6 separate regions of the Mus musculus genome follow, and all the other regions are linked to region 1. The links are chromatin loops, found by intact Hi-C in ENCODE. Cell type or tissue: left cerebral cortex. All regions are shown on one strand. Each heading gives the region's core, and the rest is flanking DNA. Links, peaks and the distances in the headings are about the cores only. Region 1 holds the start of Spata5l1 (spermatogenesis associated 5-like 1). Region 2 overlaps Duox1 (dual oxidase 1). Region 3 holds the start of n-THgtg3 (a tRNA gene). Region 4 overlaps Terb2 (telomere repeat binding bouquet formation protein 2). Region 5 holds the start of Gm34325 (a long non-coding RNA gene). Region 6 has its middle 17 kb from the start of Slc28a2b.

What was found. A loop is a pair of places that touch in the nucleus more often than their neighbours do. Peaks named below come from ENCODE experiments on the same cell type or tissue, not always from the same donor. Only the 100,000 strongest peaks of a DNase experiment are listed, where the experiment ranks them.
Region 2: a loop joins it to region 1, with 9 times the contacts of the local background. A loop is called at or near these places in 6 of 42 quality-filtered maps.
Region 3: it touches region 1 in a loop (10-fold over the local background); 25 of 42 quality-filtered maps call a loop at or near these places.
Region 4: a loop joins it to region 1, with 4 times the contacts of the local background. A loop is called at or near these places in 13 of 42 quality-filtered maps.
Region 5: a loop joins it to region 1, with 9 times the contacts of the local background. A loop is called at or near these places in 29 of 42 quality-filtered maps.
Region 6: a loop joins it to region 1, with 2.3 times the contacts of the local background. A loop is called at or near these places in 9 of 42 quality-filtered maps.

The regions. Positions count from the first base shown.
Region 1 is chr2:122,626,208-122,631,503 of GRCm38, reverse strand. It overlaps Spata5l1 (spermatogenesis associated 5-like 1), which reads right to left and starts at 879. Exons shown (of 3, transcript NM_001033256.4): 1 at 1-879. The coding sequence starts at 818. In left cerebral cortex, for the core only: a CTCF peak has its summit at 2,270 (motif pointing right); DNase peaks (open chromatin) are centred at 893 and 2,291; H3K4me3 peaks cover 1,238 bases; H3K27ac peaks cover 942 bases.
Region 2 is chr2:122,346,803-122,350,802 of GRCm38, reverse strand. Duox1 (dual oxidase 1) reads right to left here. Exons shown (of 33, transcript NM_001099297.1): 33 at 2,831-3,533. The coding sequence ends at 3,411. It overlaps Shf (Src homology 2 domain containing F), which reads left to right. Exons shown (of 7, transcript NM_001374011.1): 7 at 1,264-1,911. The coding sequence ends at 1,450. Among named protein-coding and RNA genes, the nearest start is that of Shf, 20 kb to the left of the region's middle. In left cerebral cortex, for the core only: a CTCF peak has its summit at 2,186 (motif pointing left); DNase peaks (open chromatin) are centred at 1,487, 1,892 and 2,060; H3K4me3 peaks cover 1,368 bases; H3K27ac peaks cover 1,650 bases.
Region 3 is chr2:122,375,884-122,381,179 of GRCm38, reverse strand. The region is part of intron 1 of Gm39918 (predicted gene, 39918); the gene reads right to left. n-THgtg3 (a tRNA gene) reads left to right here and starts at 3,746; the gene lies at 3,746-3,817. It overlaps n-THgtg5 (a tRNA gene), which reads right to left and starts at 3,212; the gene lies at 3,141-3,212. In left cerebral cortex, for the core only: a CTCF peak has its summit at 2,458; DNase peaks (open chromatin) are centred at 2,474, 3,188 and 3,688; H3K4me3 peaks cover 1,882 bases; H3K27ac peaks cover 1,598 bases.
Region 4 is chr2:122,192,662-122,196,661 of GRCm38, reverse strand. It overlaps Terb2 (telomere repeat binding bouquet formation protein 2), which reads right to left. Exons shown (of 7, transcript NM_028914.1): 5 at 3,357-3,430. Among named protein-coding and RNA genes, the nearest start is that of Terb2, 8.4 kb to the right of the region's middle. In left cerebral cortex, for the core only: a CTCF peak has its summit at 1,804 (motif pointing left); a DNase peak (open chromatin) is centred at 1,820.
Region 5 is chr2:122,567,290-122,572,585 of GRCm38, reverse strand. It overlaps Gm34325 (a long non-coding RNA gene), which reads right to left and starts at 2,893. Exons shown (of 3, transcript XR_003953895.1): 1 at 2,870-2,893. It also overlaps the pseudogene Gm17958. In left cerebral cortex, for the core only: a CTCF peak has its summit at 2,974 (motif pointing left); DNase peaks (open chromatin) are centred at 1,027 and 2,949.
Region 6 is chr2:122,465,544-122,470,839 of GRCm38, reverse strand. It overlaps the pseudogene Bambi-ps1. Among named protein-coding and RNA genes, the nearest start is that of Slc28a2b, 17 kb to the left of the region's middle. In left cerebral cortex, for the core only: a CTCF peak has its summit at 2,913 (motif pointing right); DNase peaks (open chromatin) are centred at 2,995 and 3,805; H3K4me3 peaks cover 1,103 bases; H3K27ac peaks cover 224 bases.

The DNA of each region.
Region 1 (5,296 bases), core at 500-4,499:
TCCTCGGTCTCCCCGGGCCGGGAGCCCTGCAACGCCGGGGCGCTCACCGCCAGCAGCTCGGCGCCAGTCTCGCGCGCCACGGCCCGCACTAACTGGGTCTTGCCCACTCCCGGGGGGCCCGCCAGGAGCACCCCGCGGGGCACAGCCAGCCCCAGCGCGGCTAGGGCGAGCGGGTAGCGCAGCGGCAGGCGGAGCAGCTCCCGTAGGGAGTCGGCGGTCTCCGACAGACCCCCAAGGGTCACCTCCCCGGGAGGCTCGACCTGTGGCGGAGGCTTGTCACTGAGCGTGATGCGGGTATGCGGTGTGACCCACCCGCCGGGCTCTGGGTCCGGTGTCCCGCCCATCACGTGCAGAGCTGCGACAGGGCCGGGGACACCCGGCGGGGTGGTCACCACGTGTCCCCGAGACACAGGCCGGTTGCGCAGCAGCTCGTGCACTACCTCCAGCACCGCGGCGGAACTCGGGGCTCCCGCCTGGGGCCGCAGCACCGGCCACACCTCTAGGCGCCGCAGGGGCGGACAGGGCACGGGTTGCAAGCAGTCCATACCTATCCTCCCCGTGGCCACCCGGGCCCCGGGGCTAGCGCACTGCGGGTCCAGCTGCACAAAGCCATCCACCCTGTCGCGCCGCGGCCAGGCCGTGCAGAGGCAGCAGCCGCCGGCGGGCAACGAGATCCTCAGCGGCGAGCCCAGGCGCGCACCCAAGCTGCGGAAGGCGGCCGGCCCCAGGCGGCAGCGCTGGGTGTCCCGGTCCCGGGGATCCACCGGCAGCAGCTTCAAAAGTTGTCCGTCGGGGAAGGGCCCCGAGTCCGGAGCCATGACTCGGGGAACCACGCCGGGGAAAGCCCGGCAGCAATCCACCCGGCTGCCGGATGCAGGCGGCGCGCATGCGCCAAGAAGGAACAAGCCTCTGATTGACGGTCGAAAGGACTTCTGGGAAAGTGAGAAAAGCCTGGCTCTCCATAAACATCAGACGCCCGGTAGTCGGTCCAAGAGCCTCAATGAAAAGGTCTCCGCTGGCATCTGACAGACATACGGCTGCTCCATTAGGCCATAAGAGTTTTCATTTTGTGAAGTAAAAAGATTTCTTAAGGAAAAAAAGAAAACCCAAACTGCTGACAAGGTGTAACGTGCTTACAGATATAAACAAGGTGTAAATAAAATACCCGCCAAATTAATCATGATACTCGCATCTTATGAAAGATCTTTTATCCTCGTTCCAAAGACTTGGAGCGTCTAGAAATGGGAAAGAAGACATTAATAATAAGACATAATAACCATCTTCAATATGTAAAGGGATGTGTGTGAAAGCTAGCGTGCGTGTGGATAGCTGTGGTAAAGAACTGACCAGGAAACGGAAGTTTAATAGGGTGATCTTAAGAGGTTTTTCTCTGCATATTTTGACCATGGTCGCATGAAAGGTACAGCTGAGAGTCATAACTGATGCCCACTGAGGCAATTAGAGTGAACTTAACCTTTCAGATTTCAGCACTGATTTAAAACAGGGGTAGAGGCTAAGTTAGTGGGGATATGGTGTGGAGGACAGTACATGTTTTTTCGTGTTGCATAAAGAGGCTGATCCCGTTCAGGGCCAAACTATAAAGTTCTCTGACCTTGGCCAAGAAATATACAGCATCCCCACTAAAACAGCCACTCCCCTCCTTGTGTCACAAATATCAGGAAGGGATTGTGTTTCTGGGCCCTCAACTCATTCACACATTCTCAGTAAAACTATAGATTATCTTTCCCAGGCAGCCTTAACCCATCCTGCTCCTCTGAGTCAGACCATTTTCATTGTATTGTTTCAGTCATCCATACATCTGAATTCATCATACTTACAATCTTGCAGGAAACCATTCTAAGCTTGCTGTGATGGTTCATACCTATATCACAACATTTGGGAGACTAAATAAGGATTAGAACAATTTATAGTTCTACCTGGGCTACTTAGTGAGGTCTAGGCAAGCCTAAACTACAGAATGGAGAAAGGTATCGAAAGAAAGAAAGAAAGAAAGAAAGAAAGAGAGAGAGAGAGAGAGAGAGAGAGAGAGAGAGAGAGAGAGAAAGAAAGAAAGAAAGAAAGAAAGAAAGAAAGAAAGAAAGAAAGAAAGAAAGAAAGAAAGAAAGAAAGAAAGAAAGAAAGAAAGAAAGAAAGAAAGAAAAAGAAAACCTTGAAAAGAAAAACATAATAACAGTTCTGTGGTCCTTTTGTTGGTTACAGGACTCCAAATTTGGCAATTTTATGAGCACTATTTAAAGCAACAAACGTGTGCACCACTAGAGGGAGTCCAGAACCAACAAATGAAGGCCGAGGGCCCTTGGCGGACCGGACATTTGCAACCGAAGCTTCCGCTAGATTTTCCTCAGGGTTCACACAGTATGTATTTTTTTTTTTTTTTTTTTTAGTATGTATTCTTATAATATTGTCAAGCTATTCTAACAAAGTACCACACGCTATTCAGGTTATAATAAGCAATAGCAAATTATATTTTTCCATTAAAAAATAGTGTGTATGATGAGAGAGAGAGATTATGTAGGTGCACATGAAGTCCAGAGGCATTGGATCCCGTGGAGCTACAGTTATAGATGTTTGTAAATCACTCCATGTGGGTGTTGGGAGCTAAACTCAGTTTCTCGGACTCTTAACTCTTAACTCTCCAGCCCCTTTACAGATTTTATTTATCTCATTTTATGTGTATGTGCTTTGCCTTCATGTACATAATTGCATGACTTGCATTCAGAGCTTTACTTCTTACAGTTTTGGAAGCTTAGAAAACGAAGATGTAGATGCTGGCTGACTCAGGACAAGTGAGGGCTACTTCCTACTTCATGTGCTTTTGCACTCTCTCCTTAGATAGTGGGAGGAAGCATCTAACTCTCACAGGTCACTTTATAATGACATTTTCATGGCTGTTCTTCATTGTCACTTCTGGGAAGAAGGAACTTTAACTGGGAAAAAGGAATCGCCTCAATCAGACTGGCCCATGGGCATCTCTGTGGGGCATTTTCTTGATTGCTAATTGATAGAGGAGGACCCATTCCACTATAGGCAGTGCTGTCCCTAGCAGGTGGGTTTGGACTCTATAAGAGAGGTAGTTAAGCAAGCCAGGAAGCAGCATTCCTCTGTGAGCTCTGCTTCGGGTTCTACCTCTAGGTTCCTGCCTTGAGTTCTTGTCCTGGCTTCCTGTCAGGAGCCATCAAGGAAAGGCTAAGTTTTCTGGAGATATACCACTTTGTATAGCTATGATGGGTAAGCTCTAAATTGCAAGGGCCTTCAGAGATATTTATCCCAGGATTGCTTCATGCTAGTGGTATGCCTTTTCTTGTCAATATTGCATAGCCTAATGATTCCTGGGCATCAGCCTACCCTATTGGGCAAAATTCCTTCAGATCAACATGAAGGTGAACTTTCATGAATTAATGCTGTTTAGATGGATTAATGAGGCTATAGAATTTCTGATTTGATTCAAATAATTTTAGGAAGAAAGTTTTAGGAGATGGTTCTAGTTGTTTTGCCAGAAAGATATAGTAAAGTTAGAATCAAGAATAGAATGTGCTCACTCCTCAGAGAATAGTAAGTAAAGGCTGCATGATAAAAAATACATTGCACTTCCACAATTACACTAAAAAGAGAAATGGGCTTGGGTCAGATTTATGACCAAGGAAAAGCATTCATTCTAGGTCAGGTCCAAGGATGAAGCCACAAGTCTGCACTATAATAGAGTGAGGCCATGGGAAACTGTGGTGTTGAAATAACGAGTTTATAGAATGAAGCACTGCTTTGAACTTAATATGGACATCCTTCTGTAACTCCTCTTTTGTGTAAACATTTTATCTATGAGGTAATTTTCTAAAGGACTTTTGTCTAAGAAGAGCTAAGAAGGCCAGAGAGAAGGAATAAAGTGTGACATCTGGGGCTCTGCCCCATCTACCATATGTATATATGTATGTGTCTGTTTGCATATATGTATATATGCATATATGTATGTGTGTGTGTGTGTGCCATTAGGTGCTCAGAGTTGAATGAGCTATTGTGGAAATTTGGAAGATAATGCTTAGAGAAACACAAAGGCCAGGCATGTGACATTTCACAAGAAAGACAAGAGTCTTCCTCCAAAAATCCAGAAACACACATGTGTGCCACCATGTATGATGTACGTAGTGCTGGGAACTAGAACCTAGATCTGCTCCATGTCGACTAGGCATGCGCTCTGCCAACTGAGCTGCATTTCTATCTCTGCTTTAAACTCTTCAAGGGTAGAAGATGGGGATTGTTCTTAAAAACCCCACTTTTAAATGAATGAATAAGTGAGTGAGCAGTGACTGGGCTGAACTGGAAACAGGGATTACACTGTGGAAAGAACTCAGTTCTGCTTCATTTGTCATTCTGTGCCAGGCAATGTGCTAGGAAGTGAGACAGGATGACATCGAAGGCATGTGAAAAGGCAGAGAATCGATACCCACACCACTAACAAACCTCTCAGTTCTGCCCATTCACTTAAAGACTGGTGACACACACCTAAGTTCTTTCAGAGAGATGGGAGAGCCCCTCCAGTCTTTACTCCAATGTTCTCTTGGCACAACATCCTGGGGTGCCAGCCACACATTTATACATTCTGTTTGCATCGTTGCCAGTTATGAAAGTGGGCTTCAATTGTCTTTCCGTAGTTTAGTCTCTCTGTTTAATAACTTGTAGTGCTCTGCTCCCTATTCCAACACTGAGTAAAATGCTAGGTGTTCAATAATTAGATCTCTTCAATTCCTAGTGGATTCAGTTAGACTTGTTTGAATTTAGGAGAATGAGTTTGATGATTTCCAGGAAATCTGGTTTGGGTATTCTACCTAGGTGAATTAGAGTTGAGAGCATCAGTCCTTCATTTTTTTGCATGTTTAACTTGCCTAGTGGTTGACAATATTATTTATGGTCTGATCCTATAGGCTGAACAGAAACAAAACCAGTTTAGAGCTAGGGAGGTGACTGTCTAAAAATGACTTTTTCATAGTGACTCTTAGATCTCTGTTTCATTAAAGGTTCCTCTGGTGATTTCCTACAATACATCCACATAGGAAATACAGTCTTTAGGTTCCACTTTTTAAGGTAATAGTACCAAGCAGAGAGGAGAGAAATGGTTCTTTGCTGAACTGTTAAGTTTTACTGACCAACTTCTCTGGATAGTGTACGCCTTGAGAGGGAAGAGAGCAAAAGCAGGCTCGGGACCATTTGGCCTTGAAGTGGGAGTGGTTCTTTGGGAAGTTGATGCGCTGGCTTCCAAAGTAACAAAACTGAGGCAGAGGGA
Region 2 (4,000 bases), core at 1-4,000, 280 kb after region 1:
AAATCCGCCTGCTTCTGCCTCTGGAGTGCTGGAATTAAAGGAGTGCGCCACCACGCCCGACTTTGGGGTTTTTTTATTAAAGTTATTTTAGTATATAGTTAAGCATGAGGATTAAGAGACAAAGACGGCTCAGAAGAAAATAAGATAGAGTCACATGTGAGCACCGTACCTAAAGGGAGAGGGAGCAGCCTCACCTCTTTGCTCTCTTTTGTTCTTACTGTAGCCATATACGGGATCTGGGTTGGGTCTGACTGTCTTATCACTGGTGGGCTCTTGATAGGACTACTATCACTAAGGTAAAAGTTTAATCCCTGGGAACACAGGAAGGCGGGACAGCTTTGCTGTAGAAAGGGCTTGTTTCGCCCCACAAATTTCAACCAAACTATAGTATAGGAAAAAGAATGAGCCCCTCCACAAGGTCATACACACTCAGGCCTTAAGACCTGCTCAACATAAAATCTTTGTATTTAAAAGACGTATTAAGTCTGTGTCAGCCGCCTTTGCCGCAGATGTCGGTTGTGCTGGAACTGCTTGCTTCTTCTCTGATGGAAAGAGGTTGCAATCAGACTCCAGGCTGGGGGGCTCCCATGCCCTCTCATCTCACCTCCACACCATAATTCCTTTGTCTGTCCTACCCAACTCTGGGTAGGTAATGCTAACCGAGTCTCCAGATGATGTCACTCCAGGCCTAAGGGCTGGCTGGCTGGACTGAGAGGGTCTGACTTGGTGTAAGACCCACAGACTGGTGCTGCCATATAGCTCAAGAAGGGGAAACTGAGCATAAGGCCGGGCTGTAGTCAGTTGCTAAGGTGCTGGCTAGTCTGTCCAAAGCCCTGGGTTCTGGGCTCAGTACCCCATACACTGGCATACACCTATAATTAAGAGGTGGAGACACAGACTAGCCTGACCTGTATGAATCGGTCTCAAAAGTCCAGGTAGGGTTAAACTGGCCTTAGCCAAAGGCTATGGGCTAGGGTCACAGAATTGGAGGGTGCGGGGCACCCCACTTTCCACCAGCACACACCCTGTATACTCACCACACACACATTCTTGGTACAATGAGCGTCCTCACCACAAAGCCAGTGCCTCATGCTACCTACTCAACCCTCTCCTCTCCTCCCCTCCCCTCCCCTCCCCCACCATCCCGTCTCTGTCCACCTCCCACTTGAAGCTGGCTTTGGAATCACACTTGCTGGGAGAGTCGGGGTAGAAGTAGGGGACTGAGGAGAACCCCTGGTCACCGGGATCTCTTTCTCTTCCTAGGAGCAGTCAGGGCTTCATGCACATGAAGCTGTCCCGGACTAAGGAACACAAGTATGTGTTGGGCCAGAACAGCCCACCCTTCAGCAGCGTCCCTGAAATCGTGCACCACTATGCCAGCCGCAAGCTGCCCATTAAGGGAGCGGAACACATGTCCCTGCTCTACCCTGTGGCCATCCGGACTCTGTAGATGTGAGACCAGGGCACTATGATAGACCTGGACCCAGTCCTTGTCACCTGCACGGGGGCAGCGGTTCTTACCAAGGACATGATGTCAGAAACCTGGCTTCCCCTTGTCCTAGGATCTAGCAGGCGCTGAAGATTCCTTAATTTATTATAAAGGGGAGGGAATCCTGGGCCTTGGAATAAAGGGACTGTGTGGAGCTGGGCACCGAGGAGAGCCTGAGGAGGAAGGGGTCTCCCCGCCCCAGTCAGACACTAGGGAGGGAGTGGCGACCTCCCTCCCGCACCACCCACCCTCCGCATCCTCCCTTCTCCCCGTCCCCAGCGGGCCGCCCGGGCTCCGGGCCAGAGGCTCGGCCAGGCAGAGCTGCGGCTGCCGGCGCCGCCCAGGGGCTGCCGGGAGGGGGCGGGGAGCGAGCCCGACTATAAATTGAGGCTGGAGCCGACGCCGGCCGCCTGCGAAAAGCACTTTCCGAGCATCCACTCGCTTCCTTTGACCAAACACCTCACGCCGGGCAGGGGGCGTCCAGGCCGCGTCGCTCCTGCCATTGCTCCCGAGCGAGCCCGGCTTCCCGCCAGCAGCGAGCGGTTTGTCTGGGAGGCGCCGAGAGACAAAGAGGCAGCGCGCCAGGCTGACGGCGCGGATGGCGCTGCCACGCGGGCGGGAGGCGCGCTTCCCTGAGGCGGCGCGCTCCCGCTCCTGGCTGGCTGGCTGGGCGCGCCGTGTCCCTTTCCCTTAGCTCCCTCTGGTGGCCGGGTCTGGGGCCACGCACCTCAGCCGACCCCCGTGGGTCCGGGGCCTTCCCGCTGCTCCACAGACAGGTTCTGTGGGAGCCAGACGCCCTCGGGACGGTTGTCCTCTTAGGACAACCTGAGGCCCCTTGCTTGCCTCAACCCAAGCCCGCGGTGCATTAGCGCTGATTAGAATCAGTTGGGAATTTCTCCAAAGTGAGGATGTGTGATCTGAGAAACGAGGTATTCCGAATAGATCATTTGGCATTGGGCACCTTTTCAGAAACTCTCTGAAGGTTGCTCTGCCTTTGAATGATAGGAAGAGGACCCACCATTTTGCACCTGAGAAAACAGGCCTAGAGGGGTTAGGAGACATCTATCTCCTCATGCTGCCTGGAAGACCTTGTCTCAGGGCAGAGCTAGAATAGCTGATGCCCTGGAGGAAGCCAGGCCGACTGCAGCTCCCTGAGGACTCCTCTCTGTCCTTGTGATCCGCTGTCAGCAGCCTAACACCAGAGTGAGGAAGGGCTTTTCAGTCTTCGCTGCTTTTATTCAGTAGATACTGGAGAGATGCCTGGACCACCGTGGCAAAGCCCACTGGGTGGATGATTTCCTTAGCTCCACCTTGACCTAAGGCAGCAAAAAAGAAACTCCAAAGGGGGAAACACCGTTTATTTGCAAAACAGACCACTAGAAGAGGGAGATGGGGCTGAGGGGCACTGCTCCAGGCGGTTAGTGGGCACAGAAAGGTCTGACTACATTTTACATTTTGAGAGATCAGTTGTTCAGTTAGGCTGGTCCTGAGGGTTTCTGTAAGTTGCCCCTGGCTACTCTAAGACATCTCCCAACCATTTTGAAGAGAGGAAGAACACAGTGAAGAGGACTTGAAGACGCCAGCATCCATACTATCACTCAGACTCACTTTCAAAAACTTGACAGGTTGTCTACTGTCAAGTTTTTGCTTAATTCTCACTTTGTCTCAACCCAAAAGCTCCCCTACTTCTGAACCTATAGTTCTTAAACAGTGCTCCTTCGACAAACTCAAGACACATTCTGGCCCTAGAGATCTCTGAGCCTACACATGATGCCTGAGCGAGGCTACTTGGACCAACCAAGTTGGCAGGTGGGAAGGGCCAAGGCTGAGGTGGCCAGAAATGAGTACTGGGTTAAGGCACAGGCCAAAGCCCCTGCTGTCCCAGCAGGGCAGTAGTGGGCATAGTTGCTGGGCAGGAGGCCTAGAAGTTCTCATAATGGTGAGAAAAATGAGTCCTGTCCTGCCTGTTGATGAGCTGACAAGCCTTCTCCACATTCTTGGTCATGCCAGGGGGACCACAGCTAAATACTCCAATCTTTCGGACCTGTTGAAGGAGGAAGAGCCAAAGATGAACATATTTACTGGTAGAGCTGGATCAGTATTCAAAACAGTAGCCAGGTTCATGTTCCTGGTGCAGGTTAGCTTTATGGTCCTATTAAAGACCATCCAGTGTTCACACTCAAGGTTTATTTTATACCGTGTATGGTGAGGGCTGGCTCACTGTAAGTCTAGCTCAATTTTGTAAGTGCTAGGTCAGTGTAAAAGGACCAACTGAGTCAATGTTCAAATTGAGGGACAGCCTGGTGTATAAGTTATCTGCAGCCAGCCCACTCACTGTTCATGGCGAAAACTAGTTCCACATCCACGGGGAGAGCTGGCTTAGTATTAATGGTGAGTATAGCCCTGACTGTATAGTAAGGAATATTTCTATTACTGAGCTCTTCTGTTTTGGTGGATGAACTTAGACTTCAGAGTTGGCAGATCTCTGTTCCCTTCATCCGTCTTTCCTTC
Region 3 (5,296 bases), core at 745-4,744, 250 kb after region 1:
TAAAGGTCGCTGCTGGAAAAAAAAAAGTTAAGAGCTGATGGGAAACCTGGAGAAATCTAACCAAAATGGAGACTGCTGGAGCTGGGATGTCCGCTGAAGGAACTCTTAACACCGCCTGCTTCTTTACGGGCACTCCAACCTAGAAAAGGTGGTGTCTAGTGACAACATTTATAGCATAAAACACAAACAAAAGCGAACAAAACAAAACAGTTTTAAGGTGAGAGCAGGGAAGGAGGGTGTCGATTGGCCGCTGAGTGTGCCAACTGGGTCATGGTGACGTCATCCCAGGCCAGGCTCTCGGGGGCTCTGGCTCTCACCATTGCCAGCCCAGAAGCCTCATCAGCCCAGATAAGCAGAAGAAATGAATCCCACCAATCTTGCCCAGGAGTCTGAACAGAAAACAACACAGTAAGGTGTACAAGCCAAGCCAAGAACTCAGGGGCTTGTCAACAGCAATGGTCCCTCTTCCCTGAAGGCAAGTCTAATGGGCAGGCAAGTCACTAGATCAGCCTGATCTGACGCCCAGAAATCAGAGCAAGGAAAACAAGCAGAGTTCCTTAGTAGAGGCTAGGTTGTCCCATCTCCAGAGTGACAATATTCCTGTCCAGAAGGGCAGCTGTCAACCTGAGCATCCTCCTGCACTCCACCCCACCCAACCCCACTGCCAGACCCTGCAGCATCTGGGTCATGCTACATTTCCTTAGCTTCCTCTGCATTCTTGGCCGTAGATATGGGTGACCAGTGGGGTATCTCAGATACCAGGTGTTTCTGAGCTGTGTTTTCTTGACTGTTTTACTGTGTTCGTAGAGAGTTGACACAGCAACAGAACAGCCTAGTTCTGTCAACAGGATGAAAGCTCTCACGTGAATGGAGATCTAACAACTCCAGCTACCCAGAAGCTAAGACAGTTTGTCAATCATCTTGCCAAGGGACCACCCCTAGGAAGGCTCACCTTAAACCATGCTAAAGAGACAAATGGAACAATTATCTCTTTAACAAAATGCTATACTTTGGCTTCCCGGAATGTCTGTTCCTGGTACAGTTCCTACAAGCTGCTATGAGATCCTGCTGGGTCTGCCCACCTTAATGAGTCCTGGTTTTAAAAGCTGTAAATATTTCCTTTTGGTTCTTTCTTGGCTATTTCTCTGCTTCCAGAGCCTATATGTGCTTTTCCACTATAGTAACTGGGCTTCCTTACTCTTTCTCTGATGCACCCTTCCTTTCTGGCTTTACTTAAATGGCTTTTCCCTTTCACTCTTTCTCTCGACATTCTCCTCCTCTGGGCTGCTAGATTGACAAGTTGCCTGCCCGGAGGAACTTTCCTTTCCTTTCCTTTCCTTTCCTTTCCTTTCCTTTCCTTTCCTTTCCTTTCCTTTCCTTTCCTTTCCTTTCCTTTCCTTTCCTTTTCTTTTTTAACTCTATGAAATTGTCCACTTTGAATAAACCTTGGCTTTGCTTCACTTTCAAACTTTTCCTGCCTTTGACTTAATTAACACATAAAATGGACCGCTTGCTGCACCCTAAATAATATCAGAGTGACTGTTCCTTCCTCCTTCGTCATCCAAGCAAAAGAGCAACTGTCTTGACCAGGTCAGTTGTGCCTGGTTGGAAGCAGCCATCATGACTGAGCCAGTGGATGGTTGCTGTTGGTCACAGGACTCTCCCTAAGACCCCAGTCACTCTTCCTGGGCACCTGCATGCCATTCTGCTCTAATTTCATGTGACCTCGGGTCTCCAGAGACAGTTTACATGCTGGGGGAGGTTGACTGAAGGGGACTCCCTCTATGTGACTTCAGGAAGAAGTCATCTTGCTGGGTGAAGACTTTCTAATGTGGCCACTTTATGGTCACCTGTCAGTAACCCCTCACTCAGACTCTATAAATAAACCCAACAACCTTCTAGTTCCTGAGGGACCTCTGACAGAACTGTACTTTCTTTGTTACTGGGACCTTAGAGAGGGAGGTCGACCTGGTTTATGTCTCCCTCAGGAGGGAATGCTTGCATCTCTCCCAAGCCCTGGTGTGGGTGCAGCTCATGGGAACAGGGCTAGCAAGGCCAGCCCAGGAACAGCTGCCACAGTCCTGGTGACTAGTCTGCTGGGTTTGGTGATACTGCCTAGATACATGACTGTTCACACAAAGCCCAATGGGTTTTCACATTCACCTACTATATTTTGTTCAGCAACACTTGTAAGGCGCAAGCTGTCCTGTTATGTGGCTTTAAACTCACCAAATCTCCTAAAATGCCAGGAGACCCAGGGAAATTACAGCCTGCGAGGGTGGTTTTTGTTGTCTTTTGTTTGTTTAGGGACTTAGGGGGTGGGGCTGCAATGAAGTCTTGATTTTCTACACTGTTCAGTAAGCTGTTCTGATGGATTATGGGTGAAAGACATTACAACACCTATCTTTCCCAGGAATGTTTCCTGACTTGCTTTGCCATCCCAGAGCCCCTAGGAGGAGCTGGAGAACTTCATTCTTCTCTGGGTCCTTTCTTGACAACCACACAGCCACCATCAAGTAAGCATTCAAGAGCTAGGTGGAAAATTCACTTCCATTTGGCCTAATGCCGAATAATAGACCCGAATTTGTGGAGCTTGAGGGTTTTTTTTAAGAGCACACAAAACAACGTGATAATTTGCTTTAATGTGAGGTAGACTGGGAAGAGGAGAAAAACACCAGCACCCACGAGGCTATCTTAGCACGCCACAGTGACCACAAAAAACTAGTCCCTTCAGTGTGGTAGTATCTTTCATTTGTCATATGATCTGAACCAAAAAAGGTTCGGTTTGTTTTCCTACCTAACCCTAATTTTAATTCTAACCCCTAATTTTCGCATTGTTCCTATAATTCCTATGCCCTCCGTGATGAACTCTTAAGTCTTGTAAGGTTTTTAAAAGACTAAAATGTGATTAACCGTTGAATTAGGAAAATAGAAAGTACCACGCAGAGATATTAACAAAAGTAAGGTGACTAAACCAACAAGCTGTAAAGTCAGTCGCTCGTGACATAGTATAGTGTTTTTGAGAATTAACCACGCATTATAATGCCTTCATCATGAGCAACAGGGACATAGGAGAATTAGCCCGGGCATTACAACGCCTTCACTAAAAAGGCGCCCTTGCCGTACCATTGTTGCCACAATGCCGTGACTCGGATTCGAACCGAGGTTGCTGCGGCCACAACGCAGAGTACTAACCACTATACGATCACGGCGAGCTACCGGAACGCCACACTGTGCTGTGTAACCAGTGCGACTCTTGAGACAGGGACGATCCATCCCCTGCCATCCCTATGCTGATGTACTGGGGGGGCCCCAGCGAACCACAACGATTGACCACAGTCTTCTTGAGTTTCTATTTGGCTTGGAAACGCACCACAAAAAGACAGCCATGAAAATGCTTGGCAAGCCCAGCGTGGTGGCGCCTAGGAACCTAAAACTCGGGACGTTAGAGGCCAGCCTGTCCCGAATCAGACACAGACTCAAAATTAAAATTAAAAATTAAATAAAAAAAACAAGGAAAAAAAGAGGCCCAGTCGGCCGCTGTTACCACTGCTGCGAAGCGGAGGGCTTCTTTACGCTAGCGCACAGATCTAGCCAGGGAAACCAAAGCGCCTGCGCACACTCATAAGTCCCGCCGTTGATAGGCAGAAACAAATGCCAGCAACCCGATGACGTCAAAAGGGGCGGGGCATCCAACACAGAAGAGACCAAGGAAGGAGTCCTGACCTTAAGTTCCCGGTAGCTCGCCGTGATCGTATAGTGGTTAGTACTCTGCGTTGTGGCCGCAGCAACCTCGGTTCGAATCCGAGTCACGGCATTGTGGCAACAATGGCACGGCAAGGGAGCTGTATTTTATTCTTCTGTTCGATTTTAATACTTAGCTAACATTCTAGAAAATTAATCTCAAACTGCCTGTTGAGAATTAGGGTTTTATACCAGCGCGGGCTAAATTAAACTGCAGGCGCACAAAAGCTTCCAGTATGTTAGAGGGATGGTGTTTGCACCCGAAGTACAGAGAATTGCGTCAGCCAGAAAAATGCAATGTATATATCTAACTGTTTTCAATATATATTGTAAAAATACGTTGGTTTTTCTTAGTCTCCTATACATACTTTTTACAAATTTCCATCAAAGCAGTAACGTAGACGCCGAAGTGATTTAAAAAAAGAAGAAGAAGAAGAAGAAGAAGAAGAAGAAGAAGAAGAAGAAGAAGAAGAAGAAGAAGAAGAAGAAGAAGAAGAAGAAGAAAGAAGAAGAAGAAGAAGAAGAAGAAGAAGAAGAAGAAGAAGAAGAAGAAGAAGAAGAAGAAGAAGAAGAAGAAGGAAGAAGAAGAAGAAGAAGAAGAAGAAGAAGAAGAAGAAGAAGAAGAAGAAGAAGAAGAAGAAGAAGAAGAAGAAAAGAAGAAGAAGAAGAAGAAGAAGAAGAAGAAGAAGAAGAAGAAGAAGAAGAAGAAGAAGAAGAAGAAGAAGAAGAAGAAGAAGAAGCAGCAGCAGCTCCGCAGAGGGTGTGACATTTGAGATAGCTTTTACAAGGAGAATGGGAATCTGTCAAACAGCAATTTAATGTACAAAGGGTTGAACACAGTCATTAAAAGGCTCTGTCTGTCGTGATTCCTCTCCTAAGTGTTCTCCCTGGGTCATTTTTAGGACCTGCCCGCTCCCACAGCGCTCTAGGGCCTGGCTCGGCTGACAGCTAGAACCTCAAGAACCTGTTGAGTGAATGGGCGCCAGTCGCTGGGGGCGGGAAACGACACTGAAAGCCGCGTGAGGGAAAAGCAGGCGGATGTCCTGCAGTCTGGGACGTGAAATAGTGAAAGGATTTAGCTGGTGTTTTGCGAGATCTCTGGTGGCTCTGCAGAGGAGAGTAAAAAGTGGCCACTTTGAACTCACTTGTGAGAAACCACTGGCACCTTCTTGGTTTAGCAAATATCACTGCCTCTCTGTGGAAGCCGTCACAGGCTAGGCGCCGTGTGGGTGGGAGCGCTGATGGACAAGAAGAAAACCGGACCGAGTCCCAGTTGCCGCCCAATGGGGTCAGAAGTGGGCGCAAAGCCGAGCGGGAGCATCAAGGAGAGAGGATTTAGCCATCCTAAATGTGGGATAAGTGGGAGAGGCTGCAAGGAAGAGAGAAGTCATGGGGGCGGAAAGCCGAAGCTGACCGGCATTCAATAGAGTTCTGTCCAAACTGCTAACTCAGTACCGAGGGCATCCGCCGCACTCTCAGCAAAGGTCCTCATCGGTCGCTGATATAGGGTGCGGGGTGGATCTGCAGCCAGGAGACCCACTGGGGAACGGCC
Region 4 (4,000 bases), core at 1-4,000, 430 kb after region 1:
AAGATGGCCTAGTCGGCCATCACTGCAAAGAGAGGCCCATTGGACTTGCAAACTTTATATGCCCCAGTACAGGGGAACGCCAGGGCCAAAAAGGGGGAGTGGGTGGGTAGGGGGGTGGGGGTGAGTGGGTATGGGGGACTTTTGGTATAGCATTGGAAATGTAAATGAGCTAAATACCTAATAAAAATGAAAAAAAAAAAAGAAATAAGGTTTGCCTTAGATCATGGGCCTGCCTGCATATTTAAGACCAAATAGCAGCTTAGAAGAAATCAGAGCACACCCCACCACCACCATCTGTCCTCTGAGGTAAAGAGCTGACAAGCTCTGCACCATGACACAAGCCAGGCTGCTCCCCTTTACCCTAACAAGTAAAACCGAAACTGGCTCCAAGCTATGGCTCCCCACACCTTCAAGCAAAGGATTTCTGATTCTTTCTCTGTCTCTCCTTCATTCTCTGTCACAGTTGGCGACAACATGAAGCTCCTCCCAGGTTTAAAGGAAATCATCTTGTCCTTTAAGGTCCTGCTATGTTGTCTCTGATAACAAGCTCTAACCGCCTCCATTGCTCTCCTACCTCAAGTCCCTCATGCTGCCTCTGGTGGGATGCTGTCCCTCATAATGCTTTCCCACTCAAGCTGACCACGCCCCATCATGGTTGTAAGACTCTCCTTCCTAAGAAAGCTCACTGATGCAGGGCGATTTCCAGTTTACTCCTTTTCTGAATTTATAGCTTTGGTTTCTAACAGTCAGTCCTAACACTGAGGTACAACATTAAATAAGGTTTTCAATCTTATGGGAAATTATTGATAGAACATTAAATGCAAAGCTGAAAGACTTCAAGATGACCTCAGCTCTACAAACTCTGTGTCTTATTGTAAGACAGGAGAGACACAGGCTAGTGAGTAGAATTGTTTCTAATTTAAATATCCTTTATTCTTTTTTATATTTCTTATTTTTGTGAATTAAATGATTTACATTTTTTTTTAATTTTTGGCATTTTTGAAATAGGGTCTCATAAAACCCAGGTTGGCCTCAAACTAGCTTTATAACTGAGGATGACCTTGGCCTTTTAATCCTGCCTTCACCGCCAGGCTGCTATGATCACAGGCATGCACTGTATGCCTGGTTTACGTAGTGCTAGGGATAAGACCCAAATCCCACGCACACTCGATAGTCACTCTAACAACTGAGCTACATCCTCAGCCTGTTACACTTATATTAAGACAATTTAAAAACATAAAATTTTAAAGTATATGTGACTTTAAAATTTGAGGACCTTCTGGGAAGAGGAAAATAGCACAGTGGTTGAGAGTTTGGACTTCAGATCTAGATATGGCTTCAAATTCAGCTTTGGACTTCAGATCTAGATATGGCTTCAAATTCAGCTGTTCTTTCTGAATAAAACTGAATGAATTATTTAGCTCTCGAGATTTATATTCTCAATTGTAAAATGAACGGGGCTCATTGCATATACAAGCTGTGAGAATCAAATGAAATATTGTGAACCAGCAGGCACAGTGGCACATGTCTTTAATCCCAGCACTTGGGAGACAGAGGCAGGTGGACCTCTGTGAGTTTGAGGCCAACCTGGTCTCTAAAGGAAGTCCAGGACAGTCAGGGCTCTGTTACATAGAAAAACCCTGTCTCAAAAAAAACAAAAGAAAACAGGAAAAGAAATATTGTGAACTGCTTGTCTCACAAATGCCTTGTGCTTTGCAAATGTTCAATAATAATGTGTTTACTGTCAGTAAGTAGTGCTTCATGCAGATATTTCAGGATGTATTCTATTTATGTTCATATTGCACCATCTGGTGGTTCCATAAAGAAAAGGCTCTACAGAAGTAGTGGAGGTCTGCAGCAGAACAGGGTAGGGCATCGGAACACATGAACTCACAGTGGCTATCACCACATGCATAGGACTATCACAAAATCAAGCCAGCCAAAATCCAAGATGAGCAGGGAGGGGCTCATGAAGGTCCAGCCCTAGCTGAGAAGCTGTTGTCATAGATACCTGCATAAGAGGGAGGATTTGCTCAGGGATGCAGCCCCTGAAATGCTGCCAGTGCTCCAGTAGATGGTCCTATACCCATGTGCACTAAACAGACACAGCAGGATTTTAAAAGGAGGGAGAAGCACCAGATGCAGTGGTGCACTGTAATCCCAGTGTGAGCAGGCAGAGGCAGGGGGAGACTGTCAGTCTGAAGCCACCCTGGTCTACACAGTAAGTTCCAGGACAGCCAAGACTTTACAGAGAGAGAATACATGAAATTGGGAGGGGGATTAAGGGAAGGGAAGTCAGGTAGATATGATTTAAAAAATACTTAATATGTACTATGAATTTCTTAATTAAAAAAAAGAAAATTGAAAAGTAAAAAGCAGAATCTTAGGGTATATTTACATAATTAAACTTTGGGTTTTGTTTGTTTATTTGTTTGTTTGTTAAAAAAAAAACTCTCTCTAGTTGCATATGTAGTAGAGGATGGCCTAGTCGGCCATCAATGGGAGGAGAGGCCCTTGGTCTTGTGAAGATTATATGCCCCAGTACAGTGGAATGCCAGGGCCAGGAAGCAGGAGTGGGTGGGTTGGGGAGCAGAGTAGGGGGAGGGTATAGGGGACTTTCGGAGAGGAAACTAGGAAAAGGGAAAGCATTTGAAATGTAAATGAAGAAAATATCTAGTTAAAAAAAAAAACAAAAAACAAACAAACAAAAAAACCTCAACAGCATCTTCCTCTGTAGCCTAAGTAGCCTAGGCTAGCTTGGTGCTCATTTAAATCCCTCTAATGCCAAGATTTCAGCTAAAATGTACCTTGCTTGGCATGTTGTCATGTATGTGTGTTTGCGGTTTTCTCTGTGTGTAAACATGTGTGAGCATGTGTGTGGAGGCCAGAAGCTGTATGGCATTCCGTGACTCATCAATATTTCATCATCACCTTCTTTTTAATGATTATTTTTATTTTATGTGCATGAGTACTTTCCCTGTATGCATATATGCACACCACATGTGTGCCTGGAACTCTCGGAGGTCAGAAGAGGGTGCCGGATCCCCTGAAACTGGAATAACTGATGATTGAGCCACCATGTGGGTTCGGGAACCAAACCCAGGGCCTCTGAAAGAGCAACAAGATCTCCTAACCAGCGAGCCATCACTCAAGACTCACTTCTTCTCTTTTTTGTAAAAATTTCTATAACTTTGAACAAATTAATCCTTTTAATCTTAGATCTCTTTGTCTATACATAAGAACAGTGATGATGATCATGTTAATCTCAGAGGAACTGTGAAAGTAAGATAAACACACAGTCAAACTCAACGTTTCTATATTCACTTTGAACAGCCATGACACATAGTAACCAATACCTTTTGGACAGTTCTTGTTTGTGTTCTGGTGTTGGTCTAATGTTCTCCTTATCACTTGATGCCATTCTGTCATGCTGTAAATTGCAAAAGAAATCACAGCTTAAAATTTAGCAACTAACCGGGCAGTGGTGGCACACGCCTTTAATCCCAGCACTTGGAAGGCAGAGGCAGGTAGATTTCTCAGTTTGAGGCCAGCCTGGTCTACAGAGTGAGTTCCAGGACAGCCAGGGCTACACAGGAAAACCTGTCTCAAAAAAAACAGACAAACAAAACAAAAAAGCAGGGAATGTTATAATAATACTTTCATTTACCTGTCTGCCTGTGTGTCTGTGTAAATCATGTCACATGTGTGCAAGAAATGCCTCAGAGGCCAGAAATGCTCATTTGAATCCCCCAAGCTCGAGTTGCAAGCAGTTGTGAGGCACCTGATATAGGTTCTGGGAGTTCAGTAGTAAACTGAACTCTGGACCTCTCAAAGAGCAGGAAGTGGTCACCTCTAAGCTATCCCTCTGATCTCATACTAACTTTTTAATAGAAAAGACATTAGAAGCCGGGTGTGGTGGCGCACGCCTTTAGTCCCAGCACTCAGGAGGCAGAGGCAGGCAGATTTCTGAGTTCGAGGCCAGTCTGGTCTACAAAGTGAG
Region 5 (5,296 bases), core at 724-4,723, 59 kb after region 1:
CCCCTAACTGTAGATCTTTTCCTGAGAATCTGACTCACCCAGGCTGAGTCTAGGAAAACATGGTGGTTTGGTTCCAACTCCTCCGTTACAGAGGTCAATCAAGCAGGTCTTTACAATTTCTGGGAGTGTGTACTGACTACTTTTATGTCAACTTGATATCAATTAAAGTCATTTTGGAAGAGAGAACCTCAATTAAGAAAATACCCCCCAACTGGATTGGTCTGTAGGCGAGCCTGTTAGCCATTTTCGTGATTGATGATCTGTGTGGGAGGGCACAGCTCACTGTGGACAGTACCACTCTTGAGATGGGGGTCCTGGGTTCTATAAGAAAGCAGGATGAGCAAGCCACAAGGAGCAAGCCAGTAAGCAGCATTACCTTCATAGCCTTTGCATCAGCTTAGACCTCCAGGTACCAGCACTGCTTGAGTTCCTGCCTAGCATCCCTCAGTAATGGGCTTATATAAGCTGTGGGGTTCCTTCCTCAAGTTGTTTCTGATCATGGTGTTTCATCACAGCAATAGGAACCCTAAGACTTAGATGTTACCCCCTTTCCCAAAAGTGAGAGTAACTAAGAATAGTTAGTGACTATTTTCTGAGATAGCATTTACCAAATGTTGGACATTCCCTTGGCTTGGGTAGTTTATTTCTTTCCAGACACCCAAGGGACTTCCCCTGGCACCATACTACATGTTTTGACATTTTCTTTATAGTTTAAAATTTATATATTTTATATAATTTATAATATTTAATAATATTAAAAATATTATTGGGGTGCCTGTCACTCAGCAGCAAGGCACAGAGTCCCCACCAAGTGGGGAGCTGCCGTACCTAGAACAGGTGGAACGCAGTCTGCTCTGTGGCTTTAGGAAGGAGCATGTGTGGGCACCCACACCCTGCAAATGCATTACAACCTGAAAGACGAATTTCCAATACTCTCAACCAAATAAATACTCTAGAAGGATGCTTTGGAGGAGTTCCTGTGCTTTTCAAGGGATCTACAAATGCTAAAGAACTGGCTCCAAAGAGTGAAAATTTGGCATGCCAATCGCCTTTTGGCAGCTGTGGCTTTTCCACACAGCAGGGAGAGGATCTGGGCCTGGCTTGTGGTTTCCAGTAAAAGTGTCTTGAATGAGACTACAAAGATAGGGATTCAGATTACTCCAGTTAAGGAGTAACAGTACAGACCAACTGTTGAGTAGTTGACACCATTACAATCAATCCAGGTGACAACGGATCATCGTGTATGCCTAGAACCCAAAACATTTCCCTTTCATGGGGCTGCTTCCTTGCCAAGGCCGTTGGCAGTTCTATGGGATGAACCAGGAGCTGTCCTGCCAGCCATATCAGAGGTCAGGAGATACAGGCAGAGTGTGTCCTTCAATAGTGTCGGGTTTTGCTCACCTACATCTTGGGCCTGCAGCCAGGTGATACTGTCTGTCCTTTGGAAAATGCGCATTTTTACCCCAGTCACATCAAGCACTGAAAATTCAGCTTCAGCAAGATCCAAGATTTCCCCAAAGTTCAAAATCCTTCAAGAAGTTGACGGATTGATAAAATAGGGTTGAAGAGTTTCAGATCAAAGGGGGGAATCTAATCCAGTAATTAAAATGGAAATGGTTGTGTAGAGTGTTTTTAAACTGTGTGGATATCACTAGTGTTTAGGGTTTGGGCCAAACACCCAGAGTAAAATAAAGTTTTTTTTTTCTCTAAAGAAAAAATGAATTAGGTAAAAATCTTACAGTGGCCTATTTGCTACTATTCTAGGTTTTTAACTTCTCACAAAACGAAACTCATAGGGTCTAAATTCATCATTTTGACTTTAGGAAGTTTTAGAGGCCTCTTCCTCAAAGTACAAGAAAACTAAGGCTATAGAGACTTGTCAGCAAAACATTGCCAGGGCTGAGGTTATCAGGCTTCCCGTGCTGGTGGGTGCTGCACAGAGGGCAGGCAAAACAGGGCAGGCAGGGTTAGCTTCAGGCGATAGTTCACTGCCCTCTGCATTAGGATGTGGAGGTGACACTTGTGACCTCTGAGACCAGATCATACTGACTATACAGCTTCTGTCTGAATCACACGCAACACTGACTCTCAGGAAGATCCACAGTGGGACTTAGACATGTTTCTTTAGGAAAGGCCACACAGAGACTATCATTAGGTCTCTAGCTGTTCCAGAGCCTCATCTTCAAAACCATCTCAGTCAGGGCAGTGAGTGAAGAGATAGGGGGAACCCAGGAGGCTTCTACCCACACAAAGAACAACAGGGAACTGAAGAATGCTGGGAGTGGGAGCAATAGTCTGCCCCAGGGACCAGCACACTAGCTGGTGATCCAATACCAAATGGCCAGCCTTGAAAACATACATGGAAGTAACATTATACAACTGAGCAGATTTAAGTGGGAGTTTTTGGAGGGAGGATAGGAAAGAGGAAAAATTATGTAAGTATCTCAAAATATAAAATAAATAATTTAAAAAGACAGTATGAAGTTTTCAAATAATTAACAAAAACATTATTAAAATAAAAACAAATAAATCGAGACAGAAGAAATGCCACCAGGGCTAAGGAGATGGCACAGCAGTTAGGAGCATTTATTGATCCCACAGAGGACTGAGGTTCAGTTCCCTGCACCCATATGGTGGCTCACAACTATCTATAACTCCAGTTCCAGGGGATCCATTGATCCCTTGCCTCCGAGGGCACCAGGCACTCACTTGGAGCACATACATACATGTAGGTAAAACACTCCTACACATATATGAATTTTTTTTTAATTAATGATGAATGTTTGTAGAATGCCTGCATGAGAGAAACTTTGTGTCCACCACAAGAATTACACTTTAAAATTCGATCTTTAAAACCCCACCCACCTACCTCGTCCTCATAGCCTCTAGAGCCTGACAACTTCTTTCTATTGTCTTAGAGAAACCCTGTGTTTTAATTGACCCCCTTTGAGGCACCCCTGCCACCTGGTGGCCAACGGTCTCACTACAGAAAACCAATGTTTCCTTCTGCCTGTCAGGTCTCAGTTTTCTGAAATTTTCTGCTTGTATTCTTGGGTGGATCTTCCTTGATGAATCAGGTGGTAAGTACTAAGAAATCTGGAATTCTTTGATATTTTTCTCCCATCATTTTGTTCTTGCTGGAATTTTTTATAAGAGATTCTGAGTTGATCTTTTACTTCCTTAATTGTTCTTCCTCCTAACCTCTCAAGTCTCTATTTTTTGAACAGCAGTGATTTTTGGCGCCATCAAAAAATTACCAAAATCCGGAAGCGCTTTGCCTGAGCATCGGCAGCAGACATCTTGGTTCCGGGACCCCGCCGAGTGTGTTCTGCACAGGTGAGAGTACGGAATACAGAAGCTAAAAGCTTCTGGGACAGGCGGGAACCACAGAGCTTCTAAGGCCTTTTTGGGTCCCAGACAGCTGGCCACTTTCCCGTCCAGAGGATAGAGATCCGCCAAGCCAGGGAGCGCTTTGCCTGAGCATCAGCTGCACACATCTTGGTTCCAGGACTCCTCCAAGAGTATTCTGCACAGGTGAGAATGTAGAATACAGAAGCTAACAGCTTCTGGGACAGGCCAAAGCAACTCAGCTTCAGGAGAGGTCCTGTTTTGGGCCTTCGTCTTCGGACAGGAGGGAGATCCTAAGGCCAGATATCTGTGCACCTTTCCTGTAAAAGGAGAGCTTGCCTGCAGAGAGTGCTCTGACCACTCAAACTCAGAGGAGAGAGCGAGTCTCCCAGGTCTGCTGATAGAGGCTAACAGAATCACCTGAGGAATAAGCTCTAACCAGAGACAACGATAACAACTAGCTCTAGAGAATACCAGATGGCGAAAGGCAAACGTAAGAATCCTACTAACAGAAATCAAGACCACTCTCCATCATCAGAACACAGCACTCCCACCCCACCTAGTCCTGGGCACCCCAACACAACCGAAAAGCAAGACCTGGATTTAAAAGCATATCTCATGATGATGGTAGAGGACATCAAGAAAGACTTTAATAACTCACTTAAAGAAATACAGGAGAACACTGCTAAACAGTTACAAGTCCTTAAAGAAAAACAGGAAAACACAACCAAACAGGTAGAAGTCCTTAAAGAAAAACAGGAAAACACATCCAAACAGGTGATGGAAATAAACAAAACCATACTAGACCTAAAAAGGGAAGTAGACACAATAAAGAAAACCCAAAGTGAGGCAACGCTGGAGATAGAAACCCTAGGAAAGAAATCTGGAACCATAGATGCAAGCATCAGCAACAGAATACAAGAGATGAAAGAGAGAATCTCAGGTGCAGAAGATTCCATAGAGAACATCGAAACAACAATCAAAGAAAATACAAAACACAAAAAGATCCTAACTCAAAACATCCTTGAAATCCAGGACACAATGAGAAGACCAAACTTATGGATAATAGGAGTTGATGAGAATGAAGATTTTCAACTTAAAGGGCCAGCAAATATCTTCAACAAAATTATAGAAGAAAACTTCCCAAGCCTAAAGAAAGAGATGCCCATGAACATACAAGAAGCCTATAGAACTCCAAATAGACTGGACCAGAAAAGAAAATTCTCCCGACACATAATAATCAGAACAACAAATGCACTAAATAAAGATAGAATATTAAAAGCAGTAAGAGAGAAAGGTCAAGTAACATATAAAGGCAGGCCTATCAGAATTACACCAGACTTTTCACCACAGACTATGAAAGCCAGAAGACCTGGGCAGATGTTATACAGACACTAAGAGAACACAAATGCCAGCCCAGGCTACTATACCCAGCTAAACTCTCTATTACCATAGATGGAGAAACCAAAGTATTCCAAGACAAAACCAAATTCACACATTGTCTTTCCAAGAATCCAGCCCTTCAAAGGATAATAACAGAAAAAAAAACCAATACAAGGACGAAAATCACGCCCTAGAAAAAGCAAAAAAGTAATCCCTCAACAAACCAAAAAGAACACAGCCACAAGAACAGAATGCCAACTCTAACAACCAAAATAATAGAAGCAACAATTACTTTTCCTTAATATCTCTTAATATCAATGGACTCAATTCCCCAATAAAAAGACATAGACTAACAGACTGGCTACACAAACAGGACCCAACATTCTGCTGCTTACAGGAAACCCATCTCAGAGAAAAAGACAGACACTACCTCAGAGTGAAAGGCTGGAAAACAATTTTCCAAGGAAATGGTCTGAAGAAACAAGCTGGAGTAGCCATTCTGATATTGAATAAAATCGACTTCCAACCCAAAGTTATCAAAAAAGACAAGGAGGGACACTTCATA
Region 6 (5,296 bases), core at 742-4,741, 160 kb after region 1:
ACATCTGGTACAGCAGTGGCAATTAAAGGCCATGCTTAATTAAGTTTGTGGTAAACAGCGGTCTTCCTCTATGTTGTCTGTGTCTTTTGCACAGGCCTGTAGGAGATGTGATGGGAACCATTACCTTGCATCTTCTGAGTCCTCAAATGGTGGCACAAACTTTCTTCTCCCTGATCAGTTGAGATGGGAAGTTGGGTCAGATGCATATGACTATGAATCATAAAATTAACTTTGGGGCTATGAACCAAGGACTGCCCATTGGACTTAGATTACACAAACCTTCTCCCCATCAAACTGGAAAACATAGTAACCACTACTTGGAAATAAAACTCACTAAAGGGCTGGGCGTGGTGGCGCACGCCTTTAATCCCAGCACTCGGGAGGCAGAGGCAGGCGGATTTCTGAGTTCGAGGCCAGCCTGGTCTACAAAGTGAGTTCCAGGACAGCCAGGGCTACACAGAGAAACCCTGTCTCAAAAAACCAAAAAAAAAAAAAAAAAAAAAAAAAGCCTCACTAAAAGATGTGTATGTGTCTGGTTCCCACAAAAGCCACCGGTGTCAGATCCCTCTGGAACTGGAATTATAAATGGTTGTGAGCAGTGATGTGGGATCTGGGAACAGAACTTAGGTCATTTGGAAGACAGGCAGTACTCTTGACCACTGAACAGTCTTCCCAGCGCCCTTCTTCCTGCTTCCTTATATCTGGGATGCCACTAGAAGGGGATGTCAACATTAAAAATGTGTCTTCCCTCTTCAAATAATCCAGACAAGAAAATTCCTCACAGGTGTGCCTAGCTTCTTGCCTTTAAAAAAAAATGTTGATTCCATATCCAATCAAGTTGACACCCAATATTAACCGTTAGAAACCTGCCCCTTGTCAAATTGATACCCACTCACCTGTCTTTATGTCATGCTTAATTCCCAAATGAGAACAATAGCAAAGTCATAATTCTGCCTAGCATGATATAACTGTCTCACATAAAACCATAAGCACATTATTTCTTTTCTTCCATAATATGTGGCAAAGTTGCTTAGGGAACATTTAGTGTCTTGGTGTCACATACCCTGAATATGATACAATACATTTACAACACTTAATGTCTGATATACTAAATGTAAAACAGGGGTCTAGAGAGATGGCTCAGTGACTAAGAGTACTTTCTGCTCTTGAAGATCAGAATCCAGTCCTTAGCATCCACATCAATGTGCTTACACTCACCTGTAACCCCAGCTCCAGTGGATCTGAAATCCTCCCCCTCACCACACATGGGCATACTCACACAGACATACCCACATAGGGAGTGGAAACTTTTGGGGTTTTGTAAAGTCAGTTATGTCCAAGGATGTTTTTCTGAAGTAGACACAGGTGAAAGGATGTTTTGCTAAGGCAGACACATGAATGTTTTTGCTAAGGCAGACACAGGTGAAAGGATGTTTTGCTAAAGCAAATACATGAAAAGACAAGTGATAAAAGATTTTTCACTAAGGACACACTTGTATTCGTTTGCCTTACGTTGTGTCGCTGAGTTCCATTTGTGGTAATGCATAGGAAAAAACTTGCCAAAGAACTTCTCATGAGGTTCTGGAGGCTTCTTGCCACTTCTGAGGACTTGGACTGATTGGTAGAGTGATGTCAGCTGATACAGACTCACTTAGGGTTTTACTAAGACAGACTCGTGTGGTGAAGCACGACCCATGGGAAGACACTTGATATTTTGAGAGAGTATATATAGGATTCAATAGACAGTGATGGTGGGCTCGCATAGCTAGCTTTGCAACACTTCTTGGTCTTGGGTCTTTGTCTTTGCTGATCTTCACTTTGTTGAGTGCTAAGAACTTTTCCTGTTGTCCCTGCCGGTCCTAATTGCTTCTCCTGACTCGTGCCTATTCAGTGGAGTCCTGTTTATAGTAGGCTGTGTCACTGCTGCCGATTTGCGTTTACTAACCCAGCACCACTGAACTAGACTACCAGTATATTTGTAAAGGATTTTGCAAGTGGATCAAGCTGCCACTTCTGATTCCTGCAAACTAAACTGCTGATTTCCTGACAAAGCACATTAGATTTGCTCCAAAGAACGATTTCTAAACAGGTACACTTCCCCTATATACTAATAACATTTCTTCTCTACTACCTAAGATGGAGGTGGGCTACAGAGGAGGTTAAAACATTTAAAAACCATTATTAAATTAGGCTTTTAAATTTTTAAGCCAACATATAAATATAAATTTTAAAATAAAGACATTTCTTTACGTGATAAATACAGGTGGGCGGGAAAATGTTTCAGTGGAAAAGGCATTTGCCAGCATACAGATGACCTGAGTTCAAACAGTAGGAAGCACATGGAAGTCTTTCAGGTTGTTCTCTGTCCTTAAAATGTGCTCTGTGCTGCATGTACACACACACACACACACACACACAGAGAGAGAGAGAGAGAGAGAGAGAGAGAGAGAGAGAGAGAGAGAGAGAGAGAGAGAGAGAGAGAGAGAGAGAGAGAGAGAGAGAGAGAAGAGGAGTTCAATGTGATAAAATCTAAACATAAAAAATGTTGAGGGGGGACTTTTGAGATTGCATTGAAAATGTAAACGAGGAAAATACCTAATTAAAAAAAATGTTGAGGATACTGGTCGCAAGGCAGCTGGCTCAGGTTGGATGAGCCCTAGGGAGCCAGCAGAGAGCCAGCAGCCCCTTCTTGGCTATGTGCACCCTACTTCTCATCGGCCACGCGCGCGGGCAGACCCCAAGCCCATTGGTCCGTCGTGGTGGTGGTGGTGGTGGTGGGGTTTCAGGTGGGACAAAAGCGAAGCCACGTGCTGGAGGCCGCTGACCAGAGACTGAGCAGTGAGGGTCACACAACTCTGGGCTGGGCTCTGCGGCGCATCTGCGGCTGCTCGCGCAGGCGTCCGCTAGGGGGAGTCGACAGTGCCCAACCCAGGTAGGAGCCAGCGGGAGCGGGTCAGCGGGTCGGTCTCAGCCCGCGTCTGGCCCCGCCCCCTGCTGCTGGGCCCCAGGGCTAGAGGCGTCGGCCAATCGGAGAGTGGAGGTGGGGCATAGAGCCGGGCCCTGGCGCTATTTACCCCTCTCGGCTCCAATTCCCCTCTCCTGTTCCTGTCTTTTGCACTGGCTGGCAGAGCAAGAGGACGACGGCCGGGGAGCGCGCGCGAGGGACCCGGAATGGGTCCTCGGTAGTCTTAGTTCCGCTCAATGCTCAGGCCCTCGCCCCGACAATGACAGCGCCCGGGCTCAAGTGCGGCGCGCCCGGAGGTCATAGTGAAGCCGCGCCTGGCTCCAGGATCGAAGGGAGCGCGAGACATCAATGGACATCACTCCAGATCCTTCTTCATCTGGCTGCAGCTGGAGCTCTGCACCAAGGCTGTGCTGCTCACCACAGGAGAGATCAGATGCTACTATGATGATGCTCGCTGTGTGGCAACAGGTTATATGTGTAAGTCTGAGCTTAGTGCTTGCTTCTCCAGACATCTCGATCCTCAGGACACCAATTCCCCACTCATCCACAGCTGTCTGGACTTACATGCAAGCACAGCACAGACATCTGCGAAGACAAGCAGGCCCTAAACCACTCTGGCCCTGCCATGCCCACTTTGGAATGCTGTCACGAAAACATGTGCAATTCCCGAGGACTGCATGAAGTCCTCTCTCCTCCCAAGAGCGAAGCCTCAGGACAAGGAAACCAGTATCAGCATGACAGCAGCAGAAAACTCATCACTAGGATGCAGGAGCTGACTTCCTTCAAAGAACTGTGGTTTGGCGCAGCTGTGATCGCTGGCGGACTGATCTTGTGCTGCTGCCTTACTGTTTTGTTGGCCTTGCGAGTGCTTCAAAGTAAGAACAAGAGACTGCAGGATCGGTGGCAGCAGATGCTGTCCTGTTTGCACTACAGCTTTCACCGCGGTGGCTTTCCTAGATCTGAGATACAAAGCTTAAATTTGAAGAGATCACCAGTGTAATCAACTAGAGAAAGTACCCAAGGAGGAACAACAATATGAAATAACCAGTACCCCCCAGAACTGTGTCTCTAGTTGCATATGTAGCAGAGGATGGCCTAGTTGGCTATCAATGAGAGGAGAGGCCCTTGGTCCTGCGAAGATCATATGCCCCAGTACAGGGGAATGCCAGGGCCAAGAAGCATTAGTGGATGGGTTGGGGAGCAGGAGGGGGGGATGGTAGAGGGGACTTTCGGGATAGCATTTGAAATGTAAATGAAGAAAATATCTAATAAAAAAAGAAATGAAAATTGGCAATTGGATGTGTTTCATTTTATAGAGTTTGGTAAACTGTAATATGTTTATCATACTATAGACACATATTCAGTATTTTAATGAGCAACTGCTTTGTGTTCTGAAAAGACTGATTCTGCCATTATAATTTATTAACATCTATAGCAATTATGGAGATATCTATACAAATCATGACTGACAATGCGATAGCATATGTCTCTGGAAAAATGGAACAACTTTTGCATATTATAATATAAAGCTAACTATGGGTGTACCTCAGTTTTTTACAGGACAAGCAGTTATAGAGAGATCCAATTGTACTTTAAAAGAGATTCTTAACAAACAGAAATGGGTAACAAAGATTCCCAGAGTACATACAGATAGATTACACAGTGCATTATTGACTTTAAATGTCTTGATGCTAATGAACAAAAAACAACAGCTGCTAAGAAACATTGTACTATGGAAAAGCCTGCTGAGCTTAATCGGCCTGTATATACTAAGAATGTCATTATATCTGAATACAGGGAAGGAAATTATTAGCTAGGGGAAAGGCTTTATATATGTTTCTACAGAAAAAAAAAAACCTGTGGATTTGATCCAAATTGATAAAAATCTGATATGACAGGGAGAGACTCCTGAAGATCTTGACTATAGACAGGAAGAAAGAAATTAACAAGATCAACAAGGCAGATAATATGTACCTTGTTGCTTCTACATCTCTGAGACTGGCTGAGACTTAAAAATCTATATTTAGCTATAGTGGTTTGAATGTGCTTGGCCCAGGGAGTGTCACTATTTGGAGGTGTGGCCCTGTTGGAGAAGGTGTGGCCTTTTTGGAGAAAGTGTGTCACTGTGGGCATAGGATTTAAAACCCTCCTCCTAGCTGACTAGAAGCCAGTCTTCTCCTAGCAACCTTCAGATGAAGAAGTAGAACTCTCAGCTCCTCCTGTGCCATGCCTGCCTGGATGCTGCCATGCTCCCTCCTTGATGATAATGGACTGAACCTCTGAACTTGTAAGCCAGCCACAATTAAATATTGTGTTTATAAGAGTTGCTTT